3 separate regions of the Mus musculus genome follow, and regions 2 and 3 are each linked to region 1. A link is a loop called in an ENCODE intact Hi-C map of the cell type or tissue named here. Cell type or tissue: heart. All regions are shown on one strand.

Region 1 (8,000 bases):
ACTGGATTCTTGGACTTTGTGTTGGTAGACAGCCATTATCAGACTAGCTCAGCCATACCCTGTAAACTATTCTGTTCCTCCAGAGAATCCTGACTAATAAACACACAAGCCAAAAAAAAAAAACAAACAAAAATAAAACTAAACAAAAAGTTCCTCTTAGGAGATGAGATACAGCTTGGGAGCAAAACTTCACTTCCCAGGTATAAGGGTTTAACCAGTCCTGGCCTGAAGCCAGACACACACATGGATTCCCCAAGTGAGAAGGGATTCTTCGTACAGACCAGAGCACTCTAATAATGTGCCAGCCATGCCTGGCCTGAAGACACTGCTGCACCATCCCTGACTTCCACCAGGCCTCTGCACTTCAAGTGTTGTGGATGGAGCTGCTCCTTTCTCTCTGCTCCTTCACTGTTTTCTCAATGTTCTGGAGTCTGGGAAATAAGATCTAGGGTCCTAAAGGTTTGATTGTCTCAATGAAGCCCAAATCTCTGCTTCTAAATTGGCCTTTGAATGCTGCATCATCTGACCTGGAGAGATAGTATCCTCACATGGTGGGAGGCAAAAGGGGAGTGAGTTAGACACAATATGAACCTCCTGATCTCAGAACCTTCATCCTATGCAAGGGAGAAGTACCTAGGCCTAAGCCCATTAGACTCTGTCTTTGAATATTATCACACTACTCCCAGAGGAGGGTCTCTCAGCCTCAACAGTTCTGTGCAGTAGCAGCTATGATAACCTCAGCTTTTAATGGAAACCTTCAACTACTCTCTTCTGGTGAATGTCACTCATTTGTGCAGTGCATGGTTTAAATGAGAAACTAGACCCCTATTGTTTACTTTGTCTAAAGATACTGCAAAAGCATGATCAATAGATAGTAATGCCAAAACTGAGAAGAAAGCAGATCTTAGGGTGCCCTATACTGAGAGCTGAGAAGGAAATTGGTCCTGGGAGACTTTGATAACAGCTGGGACAAATCCACAGCTTTGCAGCTCCTCCAGGCCCCACCCCTGCCCCTCCCTACCATACACACACAAATTCTCTTCTTATAGGACAGGGACATTAGGAACCTTCTAGTTCTAACAGTCACACCCAAGGATGCTCAGAATCCTTAATGCTCCCAAGAAGGAAATCCATACAAGAGAGCACAGAAAATGTTTGGGAATACATACGACAATGGGACTTGGGATTTTGAAGTAGAGTAGTGTATCACACAGACCCTGTCCCATACCCACACACTCTGCACCTATCCAAAGTAGGGGAAACACATCCTGAATATTGAAATAGCCTGCTGCAGAAGGGAACTGTCATGTCCTGGACTGAGTTTTCTAGGGCTCCTCTCTGCAGGTAGCAAGACAGGGAGGACTGGGTCCCAGTCCTAGTTCCATTGCTCACATGAGACCCTTGAGGCTCCAGAGAAGGGCCAGGAGAGTTAGAGAATTCTACCCATTTCTTTCCTTAAATAACAAGTTTCTTCTCCATTTCTAGCCTCCTCCTGGTCTATCAGGATACCCGCCCACCCCAAAACTAGAGCAGATAGAGGACTTGAGTATAATTCCTAGCACACACTCATGTACACACACACACACACACACACACACACACACACACACACACACACACACACACAAGCTTCTTGCAAACACCAGTATCATTCAGGGGCTGTAACATACTTCAGTGGCATCTGAAAAAAAAAAAAAAGCAAAACAAAACAAAAACCCAGCAGAACCACAGATGGCCTGGCTCTGGTCTTCCTTCTACCTGCCTTTGAGGCCCCTGCCAGGTGAGGACATCTCTTCAGTCATTCAAGTGCAAACCTGACCCTCCCAGATCCAGTCAACTCAGACCCCTCTAGGGCAAGCTTTCGCAACCTCCCCCCCTACACACACCCTTGCAATGAAAGCTGTGGGAACTATGAGTGATCCAACAACACCAGTGAAGCCAGTGCACACCTAGATCCTAAATATGCTGTTGTCTTTCAAATGCTTGGAGGGGCAGGCAATATTGTTTCATTCAAATCATGCAGGTGTACCACAATACCACTACTTTTTATTCTATTTTCCATTGACAGGAATCAGATGTGGTGAATATAACAATTCACTTGTCACAGTGGCCTGTCTTTATGGTGTGCAGGAGGAAAAACAATTGAAACTATTTCAGAAGTCTTGTTATTGGTAGAACAGGAATTTAAAGGGAGAAGCTTGAACATCAGACAAGTGTTTCAGGTTTTACAGCAAGAATATATCCTGTGTGTGTGGATGTTTGCATGTGTATGAGTATGCCTCTGTGTGAATGTTCCTGAGTGTGTGCCTGTGCATGTGTGCAAGTATTCCTGTGTGTGAATATGTGAGTGTGTGTATGTGTGTGTGAGCGAGTGAGAGAGAGAGAGAGAGAGAGAGAGAGAGAGAGAGAGAGAGAGGATGTGTGTATATGAGAATGTGTTTAAGTGTGCATGGGTATGTGAATATACATGTATGTATACATGTGTGAATGAGCATACATGTATATGTGTGTGAGTGTATATGTGTGTGTGTATGAGTGGGCATGTGTGTGAGTAGACATGTGTATTAATATATGTGTACATGTACATGAGTCTTAGAACACATGCCCATTCACATGTATACTCCAGAGGTGAAAACTAGGACCCTACAAATATTTGGAGAGTGGTCTATCCATTGAATACCACCTGGGTTGTTTTTTTAATATCTTTAATTTAAAATCACACATAAAAACAAGAGGAAAAACAGTATTAACTTAATGATGCTTTGTGATATTATATATTTTATTAAACTGGAGATTCGTGGACACCTGAGGAATCTTACATAAGAAATGTTTGCTAATGACAACACTGCTGTGCTGGCAAGAAGGCCCTCTTGGACTGGGCACTGGTGCCTCTGGTGAATGTCACTGGCTGTGAGGACTGAGTGGCTGTAGGCTTCATGCACCATCTGACTTGCCTATCTATATAGAAGCCGTTTCAAACAGAACTTTATGGCCTTAAGAAAAATGAAGGACGAGACCAAGGCCTCTTGGGAAATTAAAACTCTTTAATAGATAAAGGCTTTATAATTTCATTGCTAAATGTTCTTAATCCCCAGGAAAACTTGACAAAATATTCTCAATCTCTGTAAAACTCAGTGTTTGCCACTAAAATATATTGCTCAATAAACTCATCAGATGAAATACATACATGCCGATTCTGACATTATTATAGAAAACAAAGGGGACTCAAGAGATAGAGTTTGGGCATTAATGAATAAAGATCAACCCTGTGTAACAGTCCAATTTATTTTTAAATTTCTATATGCTGGTTCCTCCATATCACTATTAGTTACACACACACACAAACACACACTCCAAATGTATCTTGATGAAGGCTCTCTTAGAACAGAGAATAAGACACAGTCTGCAGACAGCTTCTTACTGTAGCACAGAACATTGCATTATTCTTTTTGGATGGTGTCAAGTTAAGTTTATTTTTATGATAACAAAACTGTTCATGGAAAAGTCACAAGTTATCAAGGGAAATGTTGCCGGAAGGCATGTGAACATACATTCAGAATGCCAGCGGCGTTCTTTAGGAGCTGTAACAACAGTCTGGCCTCTTCCAGAACTTCCAGAGCTAACACAGAACTCTCCTACCTCTTCTAAATCCACTGTAAATGCTGACCCAGAGAAGACTCCTTCAGCAGAAGGTGTGCTGCTGTTAGAAATAAATATAATTCCAACAGAAGGTAGGGGTGCACACCTATAATCTCAGCAGTTAAGAGGCTTGTGAGCATGAGGCCATCCTAGGCTGTGCACAACCAGCGTCTGTAGCAAAATGAGCAAATGAAGAAATCAGGTCTACTCTACTAGATATTCTATGTGAAATTTAATTTGTTTCTACATCCACATCAGAATCCTTGCAGGTCAGAGGCGGGAGTCCAAGGGATGAGGAAATGCTTGTAGGCTGAGTGCACTGTAAGTATTCGGACTGCTTCTCTGAGGCTCTCTTCCCCCTCCATATGACTCTCAGGCTGGAAAGCCAGTGTGTTGTTTCTCATGCCTATGGTTCCCTGGGATTGTAAGAACTCCAATTGGTCCACCCCAACCGCCTCCTTCTATAATGGCCCAAGTATTTGATGGCAAACTATTAGATTTAGACAGTACATGCTCACTCCTCATATACCTTTCTACCAATACAAATTTACAAGCTAGGTATGGTGAGGCATAACACTCAAGAAGCTGAAGCAGGAGAATTTCAAAACCAAGTCGGCCTAGGCACAAAACAAATTCCAAGCCAGCCTGAGCTATACAACAAGACCTTGCTTCAGAGGCAGGAGGTATTTGTTACAAGAATTTTGCCAAGACAGTCAGGAACAGTGTGTTGGCCCTGCTGCCATCTTAGCAGTAGCTTCAAAAGGACAGTTTTAGCTTAGAAAAGCATGCTTTCCTCTTTTAGTGTGACACTTCTCAGAGAACATAGTAAAATAGAACTAAATGTTTTTTATTTAAAAGAAAAAGTCGCACTTTTATTTAAGGCCTACGAGAAGGATCCAGATGAAACGCAAGTCAATGTCAGATCAAGCCACTTTATATATATATATATATATATATATATATATATATATATATATATATATATATATATTAGGTATTTTCCTCATTTACATTTCCAATGCTATCCCAAAAGTCCCCCATACACTCCCCCCCACTCCCCTACCCACTTTTTGGCCCTGGTGTTCCCCTGTACTGGGGCATATAAAGTTTGCATGTCCAATGGGCCTCTCTTTGCAGTGATGGCCGACTAGGCCATCTTTTGATACATATGCAGCTAAAGACAAGAGCTCCGGGGGTACTGGTTAGTTCATAATGTTGTTCCACCTATAGGGTTGCAGCAGATCAAGCCACTTTAATTGCTTGACTTTTCCTCACAGAGGGTTCTGTCATCAGTGGTGTGGGCTGCTCACCACTAGATGGTGCCATTGTCTACAGTGCATGCCTTGCCTCTACACTTTTTGCCTTGGGGAGGGGCGAAGGAAAAATACCGGTTCACTTTAACCTATCATCCTGTATTAAGCATTAGCAAGATGCTTCTGAGTCATGTGCTGCTTCTTCAGAGGTTTTCACCTGAAGTCAGGATCCTCTTGGGTCTTCTCCAGGCTTGGAGGAAGGTGGTGAATTAGCCTCCATCTTAAGGTAGCACAGGTACCAGGAATGCAGCAGGGTGCATCAAGAGGATTTGAAAGAAAGACTCAAATTGAAATTGTTCTGGAGAGAAGCAGTTTTGTAGAGAAGAGTTAACAATGAGCTTGACAGAGGTACTGCATCTGAAGAACATATTCCCCCATAGGAAGATGATCTTAGGGTCTAGAGCCTGGGGTATAGGTACTGGGGACTGTGATCCACAGATTCCCTAGGCTGTCTGGAAGTGTGCCATCCTTGTGCAGTGATGACATAGCACCACATGTCATGCATGTACCACTTTATCCTCTTCCAAATGAAGCAGTGAGTTGAGGCATCTTCTACCTGGTTAAATAACAATGCTGGCTTCATTCCCTACAGGTAGCTTTCTTTGTACATAGACTGAGACCTGGGGAGCAGTTGAGCAGGAACTGCAAGAAATAGATGAGGGCAGAGGTACAAGGAGAACATCACCTCCCAAGCATCACAGAGAAGGCATCTGAGCTGCATGTCCATGAAGGGGCAGGCTGCACTGGTGCCTGTGATTTCTCAAGTGTGTCAATTACTATGAAATGACTAGGGGAAATATTGACTTTGCCATTTTATTGGTGGATTCTGGGGATTGAGCCCAGGGTCTTGTATATGCCAAGCACATATGTTTTACCAGTGAGCTGCAATCCTAGTCCTACTAGCAGTGGCTTTAAAGAGAATCTCAGAACACTTGAACTACTGTCCCAAAGACTAAACTACATGGGAGCGCTTACCTAATGTTGTGCCAAAGGGTGAAAGGAAGAGGTAACAGCAATCGTTTTGGGAACTTCTCAGTTATGTGAAATTTAGGGCTTATAAATTCTCAAAGACAGCCCAGAGGCAGGATCAAGAAGCCCAGGAGCTAGGTGGCAATGGTCCAAGCACTAGGATTTGCCACAGCTTGAGAGTGAGCAATCTGGATTTCATGTATGTGACATCCCCTGCTGTACACAGGACAGTTCCCTCTTTCAGACCAAGAAACAAGAGTGTTCTATAACAGAGCTTGAGTACTTTCCTCTGGGGGTGGAGCAAAGTATGTTTCAGTTTGGCAGTCCCTGTGGGAAAAGCACAGCCACACCCTTCAGGAGAGTAGAGACAAAAAGGCAACTCTGGGGGCTCCTTCTCCTCCCTTCCATTCTCCACAGCATGCAGGCACCACTGTGATCAAATGGGCAAGGCAAGTGTTATTTTAAGAACTGAAATTCTCCAGAACCCTGAAACACTCCAAGAATGTTCAAGGAAAGCTATTTTTATCCTTTGAAGGTTAGGCTAATATTTAATCTTCTCAAAACATCTAATATATTGCATAGATAAGCCCTTCTCTAGGTTCCCAAGAGAAAACTGCATTCACAGTGCAAAGCTTTTACTTTCTAGTGACATGAAATGACATCACCAAGGTGAGTGGAGCCCCTGGGGGATGGTTTAGATCACATGCTTGCAGAGGTCCCGAGTCACTGCAGACATGGGAGGAGATCCCTTCTTCGTGCACTTTTCTCTCTGCCCCGAGACACTAAGGTAACTGAGAAAGTTTAGCATGAGTGATAGAAAGGAAGATATCACCCCTCTATAAGTCAAAGACAAATTATAAACTAAAAGGCAAAAGAGGTTTCATTTGTAAATTTTTTAAAATAATTGTATATTTTTTCTGTCGCTGAGTGAAATTTTGCTTAAGTGTAGAAAATGTTAGTGGTTCGAATTAGTCATAACTGCATGCCACATTTTTTTCTGCAAATCAGAACTGGAGACTGCTTGTCCTTTCAAAGTGGTGTGCACTGTCCACCATTCTGTTATCCTGTGTGAATGTTCACCATACAGAAGGGATATAGTAAAGAGTGGCAGATGTCCACACTTAGATCTTAGGATGCACAGAGGATGAAAGAAAAGAAATGGAAAAAGATTCCAAACATGTGGCGACAGTGACAGAATAGAGGTGGCCACACTTAGACAAGGCAGACTCAAAATCAAAACCCTTAAAATAAAGAAGAGTTTATCTTGGAAAAGTCATTTCAACAAAATAACTAATTATACACATACTAGATGTCAAAGCACCTGAAAGTATAAGGTACCATGGATAGATCTGAAGATGTTGATAACCTAATACCAATAATAATAGGCTTTAGTGCCAGGTTTTCAACAACAGACAGAACAACCAGACAGAAAGTCAATAATTACAGACTTAATTCATGTTATAAACCTAATGGCTCTAACAGGCCTATCTAAAACGTTCCACCTAGGAGCAGAATGTCCATTCCTCCCAAGTGTTTGCAGTAGTCTTCAAGGAAGAATAAATGACTGAAAAATAAGTCATCAGATCCTATATTATATCAAATAACATATCAATTATATCAAATTCCTTCTATACTACAATGAATGAGTCTATAATTTAATGCCAAAAGAAAATGAAACAATTCCTAAGACATGAATAACTAACCTTTGAAAAACCACTAGGCCAAAAAGAAAAAATCAAGACAACATTTAGAAAAAAATCTTGAATCAGATAAAAATAAAATTGTACCAAACCCTACAGGCTCAGCAAAGCAGTCATGAGAGAGATATTAAAAGCAAGAAATACTAAGTTAAAAACAATCTAAGGCTCATAACCTAACTTTATACCTCACGGAATAAAGAGAGGAGGAGGAGAGAAGGAGGAGGAAGAAGAGGAGGAGAGAGAAGGAAGAAGAAAACCAACTAGCTAAGCTGACAGAAGGAAGGAAATAAAAAAATAGAAATGAATGTGATAAAGACTAGAAAACTTACCTTAGGACTAACCAAGTGAACAAGTTTTATTTTTATCTTAAAATTCATTA
Region 2 (8,000 bases), 290 kb after region 1:
TTTGGCAATAAAGCTTCAGAACTTGTTCCATTCCAACTACTCTGGACCAGAAAAGCTCAGTCATTTTGTGAACACTAAGATAAATCCATCAAGCCTTATAATCTATTTATAAGGGCCCCTGTGCTTGCTTTCTCCCTCTATTATTATAAAGTCATCTTTGGTCTCAGCCTATATAATAATGAGAAATGCTTGCCTGCCGTTACTTAGTTCTGGATACTGTGCCTCTGTGGGAGGGGACTTTGTGAAAAAAGAAAGGCATGGGCAAGCTGAATGCAGCCTTGCTGTGGGGTGCAAGATTTAATGGAACTGAAGACAGACGGGGAGAATGACACCCTCTCACCAAGCTGTCCTTTGTTCCAAGGAAAGAAGGTTAGAGGTCCTCCTATTATCCATGAGCAGTCTCTGCTCTGATGAGCAGGACTCTTCTATCTTCATTGTTTCCCTTCTCCTTCCTGCCTTCACTGATGTTTGGATTATAATGTGTTAGTGATTATGTTCAAGTTACCAATAATTTATTGGTGTAGTATTAAGAAAGACATTAAAAACATTTCCCCTTGAAGTCTCTTAAGCAAGAGTGAAACAAGATTTGAATTCTTTACTTCAAACTCCCCATGTCTTCCATTCGCTGTCTGTTGTGTGAGCTTAAATCTGTGCCTGCCTGAAGGCTGCACTATGAATCAGTTTGTTCCTGTGTCTGTGCATGTCTTTTCCTGTGTGTATGTCTATTATGTGAACTGTGTGTCTGTCTGTCATGTGTCTGTGTGATTATGTCTGTCTTTCGCTGTTCATTAGAAAGGGCTTCACTTTGTCCTTATTGAACAGCATAGAAAGTATTACATGAGGAAGGATAGGATATTTTACAGAAATCTTTAACAATTTTACAAGGGATTTGGTCACTGGATCAACTGGCCCAGATTACACAAATCATCATTTATCAATGAATATCTACAAACAGATGCTTTCAGCCTTTATAGTAGATTTTAGGAAGCTGCTTTCAACTTCTTTTTCAACTTATTTGCTGCAAATGATAGAGATGCACTATCTAGCTCAGGGGCATGGAAGAGAGCAAAGCTTAAGATTACAGCTATACATTAGCTGAGGTTGTAAAAGTTTATTATATGAGAAATCCAAGGCAAGTAAGGTTGATTGTACATTGTTTTCTTAAAACAGGTTGAACATAGTAGGACAGTAATCTTACGTCTCAATTGACCTCAAAATGTATTATTAACCATGGTTGTGAGATTGAGCAAAAAATGTTCCAGTCTCTTAGAAAGCAATAACTCTTTTCATGATATTGCTTTTCCACACAGTGCTCCTTTCCTTCTCTTGTTGGTAGTTTCAGCTTGATGGTCATAAGTGTTGAGACTTAGCATCAACCTAACAGTTGAGTTAGGTGGAAGCTACTTGCAAAAGGATGCTACTTCTCAGAGCTCTTGAACATGGTACCTCCATCACTGATTGTTTTCCTTCCTTCCCCCTACTCCCTTCTCTTTCCTTCACCTCCACAGAATGCTGGTGTCCTCTGATATCTTACAGAAAGGATTATACTACTTTTTTGCATCTTTTCTTATGTAATAACAACAATAACTATATCATCATTTACAAAATTGGTATCTGTGAGGTATATTCAGTTTCTTAGGGGCAATTCATAGACTGGGGAGCCTCAAACCAGTTAAAAGACAAAATACTGAGGGATATACAATAATAAAGATATTGACTTAACTCTTTCTTTTAAACCAGGACACTGAACTGTGAACTACAGGGTCATCGAAGACATTCCCAAAGTAAACTCAAATTAATTATCATATTATGCCTTCTGTTGAAATGGAATTTCCATTTATAATACTAATATTGGTTAGTTGGGTTTTTGAAAAAGCATATTCAAAGTAGAAAGCAGTTTATGTAAAGAAAAGAAGGGTAGGTAGGAGTGTTAGCTGGTTTGGGGGAAATACTATTCATTAGATTATGGGACTTCTATGTGGAAATTGTTGTTTGACAATGTATATTAATTAGTAAAGGGAGAGTTGCTAAAGTGAACGTGTTGGCAAACACGTGTGTATGTTTGTTTGTTTGTTTGATGTGGCATTGCCATGTCTCTAGGCTCTTGAAGCTTTGTCAAGGAGGCTACAGTGGATGTAAGCAGAATACTCATGCTAATTATTATCACAAAGGTCAACGAGCAGAGAAAGGGCCTACATATTTTTATTATATTATATTTTATTTTACTGTATGTATGTATGTAATTTTTTTATTTCTTACATCTCAATCGCTGCCTTCCTTCCCAGTCCCCCCTCACAAAGACTCTACCTTTTCTTGTGAGAGGGTGGGGCTCCCTGGGTATCCCTCAACCCAGGCATATTAAGTCCCTATAGAGTTAGGTGCATCCTCTCCTACTGAGGCCAGACAAGGCAGCAAAGGCTGCATCTTAAAAGTGTTCTTTGTTTAGAGGGCAGGTGATCTGAGAAGGTAACAGATCATCTTTACATCTCATTTTTAGCCAGCAGACTTTATAGGAATCAGGGTTGGACTGGGGAACAAAAGTGTTTATTTTCAAATTTCATCTCCCCCATCTGCCCAGGTGGTCAGCCCCTCTCCTTATCATCCCTTGCATCCTTTTTTTTTTTTTTGTTTTTTGTTTTTGTTTTGTTTTGTTTTGTTTTGTTTTTTTGTTCTCTTGTTTTTGGGCTCAGACACTTCTTGAAATATTTAGCCTAGTTAGTGTAGATGCTTAGAAAAAACCAGCCTGTCTGACACCTTGATCCTCAACTTTTTAAACCTTCCTGCTAACCAACTGTAAATGGCAAACAATAGGGTGACATGTCTGAAAGTACATACTATACAATACTTGGGTGATGACAATTTTGACATGGTCTCTGACTTTGACATTAGAGTCTAGGAGGCACACATAGTTTCTGACTTCAGTGCTAGAATCTCAGAGGCATCCATGGCTTCTGAGTTCAGCCTCAGGATTTTGGATACAAGTATGGCTTCTAGCTTGAGTAAGAGTCTCTCTCAAGCCTTGTCTGATCCTAGTGTTCTAATAACTAAGACAAAGAAGGCATTTCCATTCACAACAGAATTGGTGGGTAAAGTCTAGCTACTCATTCTCACGAACTTTACATTTTTGACACTCAAAGTAACTGGGAAGATAATGTTATTCATTGTGAAATAGAATGGAAACTCCAGATATGTGTCCTCTTTTGAAAGCTCTGGAACAGGCCCTTGGATTGACCACATGGAAATGAACCTCATTAAAATCAAGAGACAGATCATAGGAGCTTCTGATATACCCCATAACTCTCCATGGCCATTCCTTTTCCCCTAGAACTAGAAATGAGCTCCTGAGTTTACAGAGCAGCAAGGCCAATGTGATACTTTTGATGCTTAAGAATGTCTCCTCTAGAAATACACTTGGTCTGAGGATGCAGCAGTTTAATGTTTCATCTATGAAGCCTAAGGAACAAAAGGGGGAAGAAATAAGATGGCAATTAGTTCATAGCGAATTCCTTGCAAACCAGAACCTTTCAAATCCTCTCATCCCACTTCCATCAGTGTTCTATGAGGCTTTACCTTGATATATATTTTTCTAAACAGAAAAGCAACCCTTACTGTGAGTTTGCAACACTCCCCTCAGCTACTCTGCTGATACTTCGGTGGCCCTCAAATTACCGTTCTGTCTGTAATTGTACTTCCAGAATTGATAACCCCTTGGGCTTGAAGAGAGGATCCCTTCCTGGGATTAGTTACAACCGTAAGTTGGACTTGAGTAGAGATTAGTTGTAGCATCTCATCCTACACATACCACAATCTTTCCAATGGCCTTTTTTTTTTTTTTTTTTTTTTTTTTTGGTAGGGCTATTGCTAAATGGTGTATTGGACTGCTGTGATCTCAGTAACAACATGGGCCTCTAGGCCATATGCTATGTTCTTTCAGCCCTCCTCCAGTGGGCTAAGATCTACTCACAATGGTATTTCTGCCCCTTCCATAAGCCTTTCTATCTTTTCTTTCTATACTCAGTGTTGTCTGTTAAGAAGGCTTTTGTTTCTCAATGCAAAGTTCACACCAAGTATGACTTATCAGGATTTTTCAAGGCTATGTCTCTGGAGGCAGTTTCAAGCACCATCTGGCTGTTAAAGAAAGGAATTGCACAGTCCACTACTTGTGAAGAGATACCATTGTCCCTGGCACCGGCCCATTGTGAATAATGGCTTCCCATCTTTCAAAGAACTCACAGAAATTGTGCTTAGAGGTTGACCATGCTTCACTGTGCCTTGTAACTGTACTAGCCAATGTCCCCAATGCATGCTCATCTCCCTTGTGAGGGAGTCTATGTAAAATGTTCATCAATCAGCCCATATCATGGTGCAAAACTATTTCCAGTAATTATTTGCTTCTCATATTCCTATAATTTTCACTTTCCTTCAGTCTCTTCACTCCTCTTCTGGCTCACTCCTTTCCAATTTTGCAAGCCCGATTATGTTCTCTCTCTTTATTATTTCATCACAAACCTTGGTAACCTTTAGATCTTTGTTGTAGCTGCCCTACTCCATCAAATACATTAAATTTCTAGTTCCTCTAACAAGTGGTCAGCACTAGTTCCTAGCCAGCTGAAGAGAGGTTCTCCGGTGGTCTCTGAAACTGATAGGAGATTCTTTCTAACCCCTGAGCAGTGCATGTTATCAGGATTTATCAGTAGCTAGTCCTCAAACAGCATGGGCATAGCAAAACCAATTTATTTTAGAAAGTGAACATTCCCTGATCTTTTTCTAATACAACCATAGGAAGCTAAGTTCATTAGTTTAGAAACCCTGCTTTCACTAGCTGACCCTGTGATACCCATTATCTACATGTGTACAGGGAAGCATCACCTATGGGTCAGGAGAGGATTTGCCTCTCCACTTTCATGATCACTCACTAGAGATCTGCATTGCAAACAACAATCCTCAAATATACCTTCAACTCAATTCCTACTCTGAACTTTACACTGAGGTGGAGAGGAGATAGAAGACTCACAAATATTTGCTTGTATTAAATGTTTATCAATTATATTAACAAGAAAGTCATGAGTTTAAGTTACTCTTCAGTTATAAAACATGACCATGGTCCAGGTAAGACTCAGTGTCATTTCTGTTTTCAAACTTCTTCCTTCTAAGCTGCACTCGTTTCATGCCCATGGTCCATTCACTGGAGATAGAAGATATATGATTAAGAAGATTCTATCTTCCACCTGTCAGAATGGCTAACATTAACAACGTAAGTGACAGCTTATGCTAGTAAGACGTGGAATAGTGGGAACACTCCTCCATTGCTGGTGTGAGTGTAGACTTGCACAACCACTATGGAAATCAGTGTGATGGTTTCTCTGGAAGACAGGAATTAATCTATCTCAAAACCCAGCTATATCATTCTTGGACGTATACTCAAAGGGCATTTACCCAAACATGTTCATTATTGTTTTATTCATAATACCCAGAAATTGGAAACAATGTAGGTATCCCTCAACTGAAGAATGGATTTTCTTTAAATGTGGTATACTTAAAACAGTGGAGTATTATACAACTGTTGAAGGGAGGTAGGGAGAGGGTGAAAAGGGTGAAGAAGAGAGGGAGGAGATGCTGAGAGGGGAGGGAAATGAAACTGTAGGTAAAGATGTAGTATATGAGAGAAGATCAAAAAATAAGAAAGGAAAAAAGATAAAACATTAAAAAAAAAAGAAGGAAAGAAATGGCATCAGGAAATGTGCAGGCAAATGGATGGAACTAGATAAAGTCATCCTCACTGAGTTAACTCAGATCCACAAAGATAAATATGCTTATATATCAATATTAGGCATCAAGTAAATGATAAACAGCTGCACTGTGTCTACTTCTCCCTGGGGTATCCAAACTTGTTATACACTAGTCTGGAATGGAGTGAGGGAAGCAGTACAGTATCTTGGATGGTGATGAGTGCACAGGTAAAGAATACAACCCTGAAACAGCTTTGGAGAACTAGTTCAGTTTATTGTGTGTGGGGGGTGGATGTTTATGCCTCTGAAGAGGTGGCTAGGGTCTCCGGGATGGATGGGGTCTTTGTGCAGCCATGTACCATTGACTAGGGCAGGGGTGTTGGAAGATGTTTCATTTGCATACTCAGAGGCTGTAGGGTGTATGTGGGTGGGGTGGGGGATTTAAGGCCTATTCCATGAGATGAAGGCCATATTTGACACTGCCTAGGTTACCTACGACTAGATAGCCCAGAGATATAAAAGAAAACCAACAACAAGAATATAAGTAGTAATAATATTACTCCTAATAATATTCTGCTGTACTCATAGATCAGTGCCTTATTCAGCCATTATTAGAAAAGTTTCCTCCTGCAGTAGATGGACAATTGCAGAGACCCACACCCAGACATTACACACACACACACACACACACACACACACACACACACACACACACACACACACTGCAGAGCAGGGGAGGTTGGAACAGTGATGTCTCTTTCAAATCTGTCTCTTCCAAGCTCAGGTAACTGTTGGGGAGTAGGGGGAGGAGAAAGGAGATAGGGGATTTTCAGAGAGGAAACTAGAAAAAGGGATAACATTTGAAATGTAAATAAAGAAAATATCTGATTAAAATGCAAAAAAAAAAAGAGGTAGAAAAATGTGAGAGCTAAAAGAAATGTAAAACACTATAAGAACATGAACAAAGCACATATGAATTCATAAAGACTGGGACTCCAAGCACAGAGCCTGCATAGGTCTCAACCAGTGCTCTGCATGTATACTATAGCTTTTAGTTTAGTGTTCTTGTGAGACTCCCAAGTGTATGAACAAGTAGGTCTCTGATTCTATGCCTTCTTTTGGGCTTATTTTTTCTTTTGTTGGCTTGCTTTGTCCTTGATGTTATGGGTTTTTATTTTTTTTATCTTAATGTATTTTATTTTGCTAAAAATTGAATGGTTTGTTTAATAAAGCTTTTCAATCCCAGCATGCATTGGACACAACTACCCATCACCCAGCGTCAGTGATCCTACAAGTCCTATTCAGCACACTGGCCCTCCAAATGGAGCAGAGAGATGTTTCATCCTCTCTGCTTCATGAATGTGGCCTCCCATATGAACCACTTTTCATTACTGGTGTCCATCTATATGGCTGCCCAAGTCCCCATGTGCACATATAAACTGCCTTCTAAGCAGGAATGTTTCCAAGGTCTCATAGGCAAGTTAGTGAAGGCAAAAACATGTGCTAAGAATAAACATCCCAAGTGGAATAATGAGATTGGATAATGTGCAAAGCACAGCCCCACTGAGCAGGAGAAGATGTCTCTTTCTGTCCCACATGGTTAGTGGGTCTTGTCTGGGCTTTGGGGGATAATTTTCAAATCAAGCTAAAGAGGTTCAGGGAAGTGTTAGGAACAGAGTGCCAGCTGAAATTCCATCTCATTCCCATTAAAGATTATACTTTTGAGTACGATGCCTAAATCTTCTCATTTTGTATGGAAGAACAGCTGATATACCCAACAATCTGGGTCACAGGCTGGGGTAGACAGGATCTGGTCAAGAGCCTATGTTAGAAAAATTCTTCTCATATGAAAGAAGAATGCAAACTATGATGACAAAAAATTATTTTGAAAAGGTCAGAAGGCCATGAAATCTAAGAGGAATGCATAATAATGGGCATGCACAAAACCAGAGAAAAGCCAAAGACCTGCAAAGTGAAGTGAGTAGAAGTTCAAGCACGGCAGGGGAAGGGTATGGGGGCTTTGGGGATAGCATTTGAAATATAAATGAAGAAAATATCTAACAAAAAAAAAGAAGTTCGCATGTTTCAATAAAATAGATATTGTGTAGGCCGGGGACATGGGAATTCTGCAGGGGAAGATGCACGGACTACTGAATAGGAGACAAGACATCCTGGGTATATACTCAACCCAATGTGGTGAGAGCTGCAAGGGCAGTGTGTGTGTGTGTGTGTGTGTGTGTGTGTGTGTGTGTGTGTGTGTGTGTGCATGCA
Region 3 (8,000 bases), 190 kb after region 1:
AGAGGGGACCCTTCTCTCTGTGTGTGCTCTGTGTGGAATCACTATAATCTGTATTTTAGGACTGAGATTTTCTAACCTCCCTATTGACTCTCAGCTGGGTAGCTATTTTAACTCAAGGTTACACGGTACCCCCTATGCAGTCTCCATGCTGAGGATCTTTCTTTCGGTTCCCTCATTCTCTTGGGGGTGCAGTTCTCCATGAACTCATTTTTAAAAAAACCTCTTTATAGGCGTAGTCTATATCTCAAGCCTCTCGGCCTTTTAATATATTGAGCTAATGATGGGGAAACTGAGGTTGAAAATGAGATTAAATGAATAGTCAGCTTCTTCCATGATGCGAAGATGGTCCCAGATTATCCCTGGGAATTTAGTGTAACCACAGAAGCGAAAGGTCAATTATCAAAGTGACTCCACAAGAGAAAGGATCACTCTTCCCAGTGTTGATTGTGAAAATGAATAGAATCCCAAAGCCCAGGGTGATGGTGGATTCTCTGCTGGAGTTTTCTTTGGCTCAGAGCCTGTACCTTGACTTCAGCCCAGAGAGCAGCTAGGTACCAGACTTGTGTTGCTTTCTGAGTCCTATCTGTGGTTATTTGATGCAGTGACAGTAAAGTGAATACAAACCCCCTAGGGTATAGAATTTGTTCCATTAGGCACACTCAGGTGTTCCTTCTCCTCTTTCAGAGCGAGTAAGCCTGTGAGTTAAAGGGGCCCCGGCAAGACCTGACCTCAGCTTTCTTGAGTTTCTGCCTTATGTGGGTCCTGGCTTGATGCCTCTTCATCTTTTGCTAAAGTTGGTGTTTGGGATAAGTGACTTTAGCATTCAGTCCCAGCATGTCCTTGTGTGAAGCTGGAGCTCTGGTCTAGATTGCTGGGCTGATTTGCCTTTTGAAGCTGATGGAGGAGCTAATCTGGATGTGGTCTAGAATGTCATATCCCAGCTGCCATCTGTGTGGCCATTCTCCAAGTTGGATTCAGAATGCATTAGCTGCCTGTCTTTTTCTATCCCTCATCTTAATTTTCCTCAAAAATACCTGTGAGAGAAATGTACTATTGCTTTCTAATAAGTAAACCTGAGGCCTCCATTGCTTTCTACCTCTAGGTACCTGTCCCTCTGTCTCTGGGTCCTAGAAATCTTCCTTTCAATTCAGCTATTCTCTGGGATGCAGTTCTTTATGGCCTCATTTAAAAAAAAAAAAGAAACAAAAAGAAAAAGAAAACAAACAAACAAACAAACAAAACAACCTCACGGGTGTTTCCTAGGTCTGTCTCAGCAGGATAGCCTTTTCTCGCACCAGGCGATGGGCTCACTGGTCTCTAAGACACGTAGGTCACAGACCTCAGCCCGTCTTTGCTAATGTCATCCCTGCCACTGTTAGTGATGGAAGAGGCACAAAGTAGTTATTGGCTGTGAGACAGAACAGAGTAGAGCCTGGACTTGTGCCCTGGCTGTGCAGTTTAGCTCAGCAGCGCCACTGCAGAGTGCTTCCTGCGGCGGCACCGTGCTGGAATAAGTACAGACTCTTTCAAGCCAGCTATCTTAAAGAACAGCCCTCATTTCAGGACTGGGTGAAACAGCATTCATTACTTGCTATCTAAATGCACAATCAGTCTTTGATGCACTTAAACACATTTGATAAAAGGTAATGTGGGGTTCTGCTGACAACTGGCCCACTAAAGCAGCATGAAGTATTTGTGGCCAAGAGGGAAAGAAAGGCTTTGATTTTGAGAATTCAGGCTCAAGCACGGTACTCTGAGCCTTTTGATTTTTGCTACCATCTAAATGGAGCTTCTAGGGTTCTGGGCTGTGAACCAGCCAGGAGGCAAGAGAACAAAGGACTAAAAGGTGGGAAGGGAGAGGAGGGAACGGCTCCTACAAGCAGAACGGAATCAGGGAAAAGCTGGCTTTCTACTCTCAAAGAAATGTCCCTTTAATCTCTAATACTTGGGTTTATGACAAGAAAATTTGCAGTTAGAAGAGAAATGTGTAAAGACCCAGACTCTCGTCCTCAATACCTATCAGATATGTTGGGCTTCCTGGAGGCCCCCAATGGTATGGACATGTGTGAAGTTGTCCCTGAAGAAGGACCTGATGCTCTTCTTGGGGCATCTGCTTTGATACCCTGGAAATGATGATGCCAGGAAATGGTGAGACCCACATAGAACTGTGAGACCCACCAGAACATATACTATGTCACTTGTATGCATGAGCATAATAGAAGTACCTTAAATAGCACCATCACAGCAATTGTGGTATATTAAATTTAATTTAAATGGGAGGAATGTCATCTGAACACATACCTATTTAACAAACAGGCTTGAATTCCCTCCTACATGTCAGAGGAGCCATAATGGACTGGACCCATAACTTCCTTAACAAGTTGAAGATTTTGATTAGTCCAACCAATGCTGGCAAAGTTCACCCACTCATTGGTTCACCCACTCATTTAGTATAGTATTGGCCCAGTGGCCTCCTGGGAAATCTCGCAACACTGCCAGGCTTGTGTGCAGCACAGATTGCTTTCCAAGTGCAGAAGTAGAATGGGGTAATTACTTCATCAATTTGGGTTAAAATGCTTGCCTAAATTAGATCAGTATTTTTCACACACTGTCAAGAGATATAGAACGAGATTACAGGCTGTGGAGAAATCATCTTACATTTTTTTTGAGATGAAACATGCTTGGCCTTGTAAAAGAAAAGGCTTTGGTGTTTGGAACTATGGGGAATCTCTCGTAGCCTCTTAACAGTCGTACCTTCCCCAGTGCCAGGCAAAGCCTGTCTACTGTTGACAAACAGCAGTCAATACGCGTTCTACCTCTTTATCCCCAATGAGTCCACTGCAGAGGTTTGTGGTAATGCAGAAGAGTATGGAACATAAGCAGGCATTACCTCTTGACCATCCCTAAACATCAAGTTCTGTGGTGGCTCATGGGGTACAGAGTTCTTGTTCTCAAGGGACCTGTGGTCCAGTGAAGGAGCCATAGGTCTTCTCAGCCTTTCCCAGAGAAGCAGGAGGCTAATATGCATGTGCTCTCTTTCTCCCTCTCTCCCTCCTCCCTCCCCCCTCTCTCTCCCTTTCCCTCTCCCTCCCCCCCCTCTCTCTCTCCTCCTTTTCTCTGTCTCTGTCTTTGTGTGTGTTCGTGTTTGTGTGTGTATACCTGGGGTAGATGGAGGGCATTGTGCAAGTTCCAAACAGTGGCACTTGCCTGCTGTCTTTAGGATGCTATCAGAAGTTCCTGGGAAGACAGCAGCTTAGGTACCAGAGCAGCTATCCATTTTCGTAGAGAGAGAATGCGAGGAGAGCTATCCCAATCACTGGGGCAGGAATGAGGACAGGGAAGGTGGTCAGGATAGTTACCCTGACAGATTCTCACCACTGTCTTGAAATATGTTTTTGTTTCTAGGAAATAGCAGAAAAATACTTCTGTGCTCAGGCTAGCCTGGCCCAAGCCTATGGCAAGTGTTAAGACCTAATAATACAGGAAACCAGTCAGAGACATTGTTCCAGGCAGCGAACATTTAGGGGCTGATGTCCAGAGGTGGCATACAGACTGAAGGTAAAGGAAGGACCTGGAGTTTCTTTTGGCCTAGGATTGTTCTGACAAGTGATAGTGAGGATGTTTTCGGGATAGGGTCCTGATAGAACAGAATGAAGTGTTTTCCAAACGTGCTTATTGCAGAAGTAGGCAGTGGTTCTGGCCAGCTAGGAGGTGCTGCTGCACACAGCATCCCTTCTCACCAGGGCCAGTGTCATGAAACGACCTTGACAGGAGGTCTCCCTCTTAATTCTACCTCGTAGCTCGTCAAGATTCTTGTAGGCAGTGCTGTACCGGAGGCACAGAATGTGCACCTGTGCAGTCCTTACACTTCATCAGCTAAGCCTAAAGATTAGCCTATTTCACTTCTGTGAACTGGAAATGTCCTTTTGGTTGCCACTACTGCTGTAGTAAGATGCAGAAAATCTGCTTTGCATTCACTGAATAATTATGAGTAATTTAATTAATGCAAGTGTGAAATGCCAGTTTACTGTTGGGAATTGGTTCCAAGGTTCCCCACCTCCATCCTGAGGATATAAAAATCTGCAGGTGCTCATGTCCTTTGTCAGGAATAGCACACATGTCCATAGTACGTGTTTTGATCCTCCTGAATACTTTAAATCATCAGCTTTAAAGAAGTGGATGGAGCATTAGGAAGATACCCTGCTTTGGAGGCTTCGGGTGTCTCTGAAAGAAAGGAGTAGCACTTACTTTGATGACTTTGCTTCATAGAATGATGCAGTTTCTAGCAGAATTGCAAGTTCAAGGAAAGGGGAAGAGGACTCTCAGCTGCATCGCCATGCCACTTCTTTCTTTCCAGCTAGTAAGGTCCACCTATGTTATTTCATGTACTGAACATTCAGAGCCATCAGAAGAACAGCCACTTGGAGCATTACACAGCCAGGGAGCTATGTAGCAACTGCTATCCAGTGGCGGAACCTTCCCTATAGTCAGTTGCAGTGAATCCCAGACTATTGCCCTCTTGTGGCCAAATTGCTGAAGGCTGCAGCTTCAGCTCAAGGCTGGTCTGTGCATGTGAGCATCACCCTTGTAGGAATTACTGCTTCTGTAACACTGAGCAGCCATCACGATCATCCTCCTTCTTTTAGAGAAATTTTAGAATCTACTGCACAGTTACTGGTGTATTAGATATAGTATGGTCTCATTTTAAGGCAACATCAAGTGTCTATCTCTGGTGAAACTGGGTGTCTCCGATGACAAGGCAGCTCTAGTTATTGCAGGGCCTCTTTGACCTTGGTCAAACCCTTAAGAATGCTAACTTCTCAGTGGTGTAGAAACTGAGGTGGGTGGAGAGATGGCTCAGGAATTTAGATCATGTCCTGCTCTTGTGGAAGACCCCTGTTCAGTATCCAGCACCCATCATCCACATTCAGGCTCTGACTCTAGCTTTAGGGGGATCTGAAACCCTTTTCTGTCATGAGAGAGCACTTGCACTCATGAGTACATATCCACACAGAGACATAACTAAAAATAATACATTCTTAAAAAAAAACAAAAAACAAAAAAACTCTCCCAGCAGAGCTCTGAAGGAGCACTGCCCAAGCTCAACCCCTGATATTTTTGTGTTATCAAATATTTGTTACTAGGTTGACCATGCTGACCCTGATGTAAGCAATGAGACTTTCAAAATTCATTTGTATTGGCTGTGGGTGTGGCTCATGATAATGCATGTTCCTTGTGTAATCAAGACATTGGGCCCAGTCCCTAGAAAAAAGTTGAAAGTTAACAAAACTAATTAAAAAATAAAAACAGAAGAGGTAGATACAGACAAAATTGCCCACATACTCAGTTGTCTATTGTGTCACACATGCTAAATAGGGACCTAGGATCCTACAGAGGCTGAACAGGTACCTAGGGTCTCACAAATGCTGGAGAGAGATCTAGGATTTCTTATAGGCTCGACAGGTACCTGGGGTTTCTCATAGTCTGGACAGATGTGGTAAGGTCTCACGGAAGCTGGGGAGATATGCTAGGGTCTCATTGAGGCTGTAGAGATGTGCTAGGGTCTCATATAGGCTAGACAGGCACCTAGGATCTCATATTTTGGACAAATGTGCTAGGATCTCACATAGGCTGCACAGATGTGCCAGGGTCTCATACAGGCTGTACACAGGGTCTCACATATGCTAGACAGATGCCTAGGGTCTCATATAGGCTGGACAGCTATGCTGGGATTTTACAGAGACTGGACAGGTGCTCTTCCACTGAGTTCCATCTCCAGGGTGAGAGACATTTTAAATGAGAAACTGAAGTGGCCTTAGTATGGTTTGTTGGGGCTGCCACAGACTTCAGGGTGAACCAACAGACACGTTCATGGTTCTAAAAACGGAAAGTCTGAGTCGAAAGGATCAACAGTTTAATTGATGTCTCCTGAGACTTCTCCCATGGGTATCTTTCCCCTATAGACTCATCTTTGCCCTACCTACCCTCACTCCATGTGCCTGTGTCATATCTGCTTTTGATTATAAGGGCACCAGTGCTATTGGATTGGGCCTAGCCTCATGACCTCATTTAGTTTAATTAATTGTCTATAGGGCCTGTCTCCAAACACAAGCACATTCTGTATTCCTGAAGGTTATCACCTCAACCCGTGCATTCTGTGCACGAGAGGAGTGCAGTTCAGCTCCTAATAGACTGAAGATTCCTCCAGTTTTAAAGTCCTCCCCAGTTCCAGATGAAACAAGATTCTGGGCCCTGGGCATGTGTGCTTCCCAAGACACATGGTTGGGACAGAGCATTACAAATGCAGTAATGAAGCCCTGGGGACAGAATGTCCTACTGTTTTCAAGCTGTGCATATTGCTTTTTTTTTCCTTAGTGAGAATGAATAATAAACAGAAATGGAATATTTTAAGTCATACCTTCTTTGTATGCCAAAATTCATCCTGGCATTCTTCAGAGGCTACTCCCTTCATGGCCCTCTTGTATGCTGTATCTGCCAGTGTCTGCTATGGGAAAAAAGCAGTCCTCTAGTGTCACCATAATTCATAAAGCTTTAAATAAACACTAGAAGCTGAAGTAGAGCCTGACTCTGCAAATGGAATGCAAGGCTATTTCAGTAAAGGAGAGAGACTTGTGATGACTAAGAGACTTTAAGAAAAGCCCTTGTAAGCTGGGTGGTGGTGGCGCACGCCTTTAATCCCAGCACTTGGGAGGCAGAGGCAGGCGGATTTCTGAGTTCGAGGCCAGCCTGATCTACAGAGTGAGTTCTAGGACAGCCAGGGCTACACAGAAAAACCCTGTCTCAAACAACAACAACAACAAAACAAACAAAAAAAAAAAAAGAAGAAGAAGAAAGAAAGAAAAGAAAAGCCTTTGTAAATGGCATTCCATGACCCAAAGGCGGAGCTCAGTGGTAGACCACCTTTGTAATACCAGAGGTTCAAATCCTAGTACTTCACAATAAATGAAAACTTAAATATTTCAAAATTAGCTATTGTACTGGGGCTAGTATTGCCAGATAATTCCTCCTTAAGGTACACGGGGCACAATAGGAAACATTAAAATGTGACTTTTGAGTAATTTCCTCTATGGCTATATTGTGTTCAGGGAGATACATTGTGATACATTGTTGTGATGGAATACAATTTACCTGGATTGATGTCAGCACTAAATGTATCCTTTTTGTGATGTTTCAGCCTGGTTTTCCAGTGATGCATATGAGCAAAGACAGCTCAATGGGTTTTTTTTTTTTTTTTTTTTTTTTTTTGTTTTGTTTTGTTTTGTGACACTTGACAGAAAATCCAATGAACCTGACCAGAGGCTGATTGGAAAAAAAAAGAGAGAAAGAAACAAATCCCTCGGTTTCACTGGGCTCATTAGAGTTGTTGACTCCATATTTCTCCTTTATTATCTTTCCCCTTCTTCTCCTTCTTACCTCTTTGGAGGAGGCGCCATCTTTTCCACCAATGGAAAGATCTAAACATTCTCTTTACAGTGAGTTGCCATTTCTTTTACAGCACAGTCATGGTGAAGGCGCTGAGCTCTTTGCTCATACGTGGCTATTTAAATTCTTTCTGGCAAAGGTCAAGGAAGAATCTTTAGAGCACATCGAGCAAATGGGATTTTAGCACAAATTCATATTTCCAAGTAGGAATTACTCCTCTAAATTGCTATGAAGAATTAGAAAGGCTCTTATGTGTCTCGGGAAACCACACCCATCCCTTTTCCTTGCTGGTGCCTCCTTTTCTGTTATCTCAGCCTCTGATTTTGCATTAGAACTAATCATTTCATCTCACTATCCACAAGTCTGTTCATAGTTAAAACAATTAGTTATTGTTTGGTATTAAAATGAGAAAACATGCATTAAGCACTGGCTGTGTGGCATTCTGTAGAAACTCTAGCCAGAGTCCATGATGGTTTCCCTACTATGGGTGTGAAGCAGATGAACAAGAGCCTTTTAGACCAGAGCCTAGGTTTCTCTAATGTGTATGTACTATTATT

Evidence for each region. Hi-C counts contacts between places; a loop is a spot of excess contacts. Peaks named below come from ENCODE experiments on the same cell type or tissue, not always from the same donor. Only the 100,000 strongest peaks of a DNase experiment are listed, where the experiment ranks them.
Region 2: a loop joins it to region 1, with 4 times the contacts of the local background. A loop is called at or near these places in 11 of 42 quality-filtered maps.
Region 3: a loop joins it to region 1, with 2.8 times the contacts of the local background. A loop is called at or near these places in 10 of 42 quality-filtered maps.

The regions. Positions count from the first base shown.
Region 1 is chr7:58,579,475-58,587,474 of GRCm38, forward strand. No RefSeq gene overlaps it. Among named protein-coding and RNA genes, the nearest start is that of Atp10a, 75 kb to the right of the region's middle. In heart, a CTCF peak has its summit at 4,966 (motif pointing right); no DNase peak of the experiment used is centred here; H3K27ac peaks cover 439 bases.
Region 2 is chr7:58,866,747-58,874,746 of GRCm38, forward strand. No RefSeq gene overlaps it. Among named protein-coding and RNA genes, the nearest start is that of Gm39019, 140 kb to the left of the region's middle. In heart, a CTCF peak has its summit at 4,122; no DNase peak of the experiment used is centred here.
Region 3 is chr7:58,765,951-58,773,950 of GRCm38, forward strand. All of the region lies in intron 2 of Atp10a (ATPase, class V, type 10A), which reads left to right. Among named protein-coding and RNA genes, the nearest start is that of Gm39019, 39 kb to the left of the region's middle. In heart, CTCF peaks have their summits at 1,485 and 4,549 (motif pointing left); no DNase peak of the experiment used is centred here.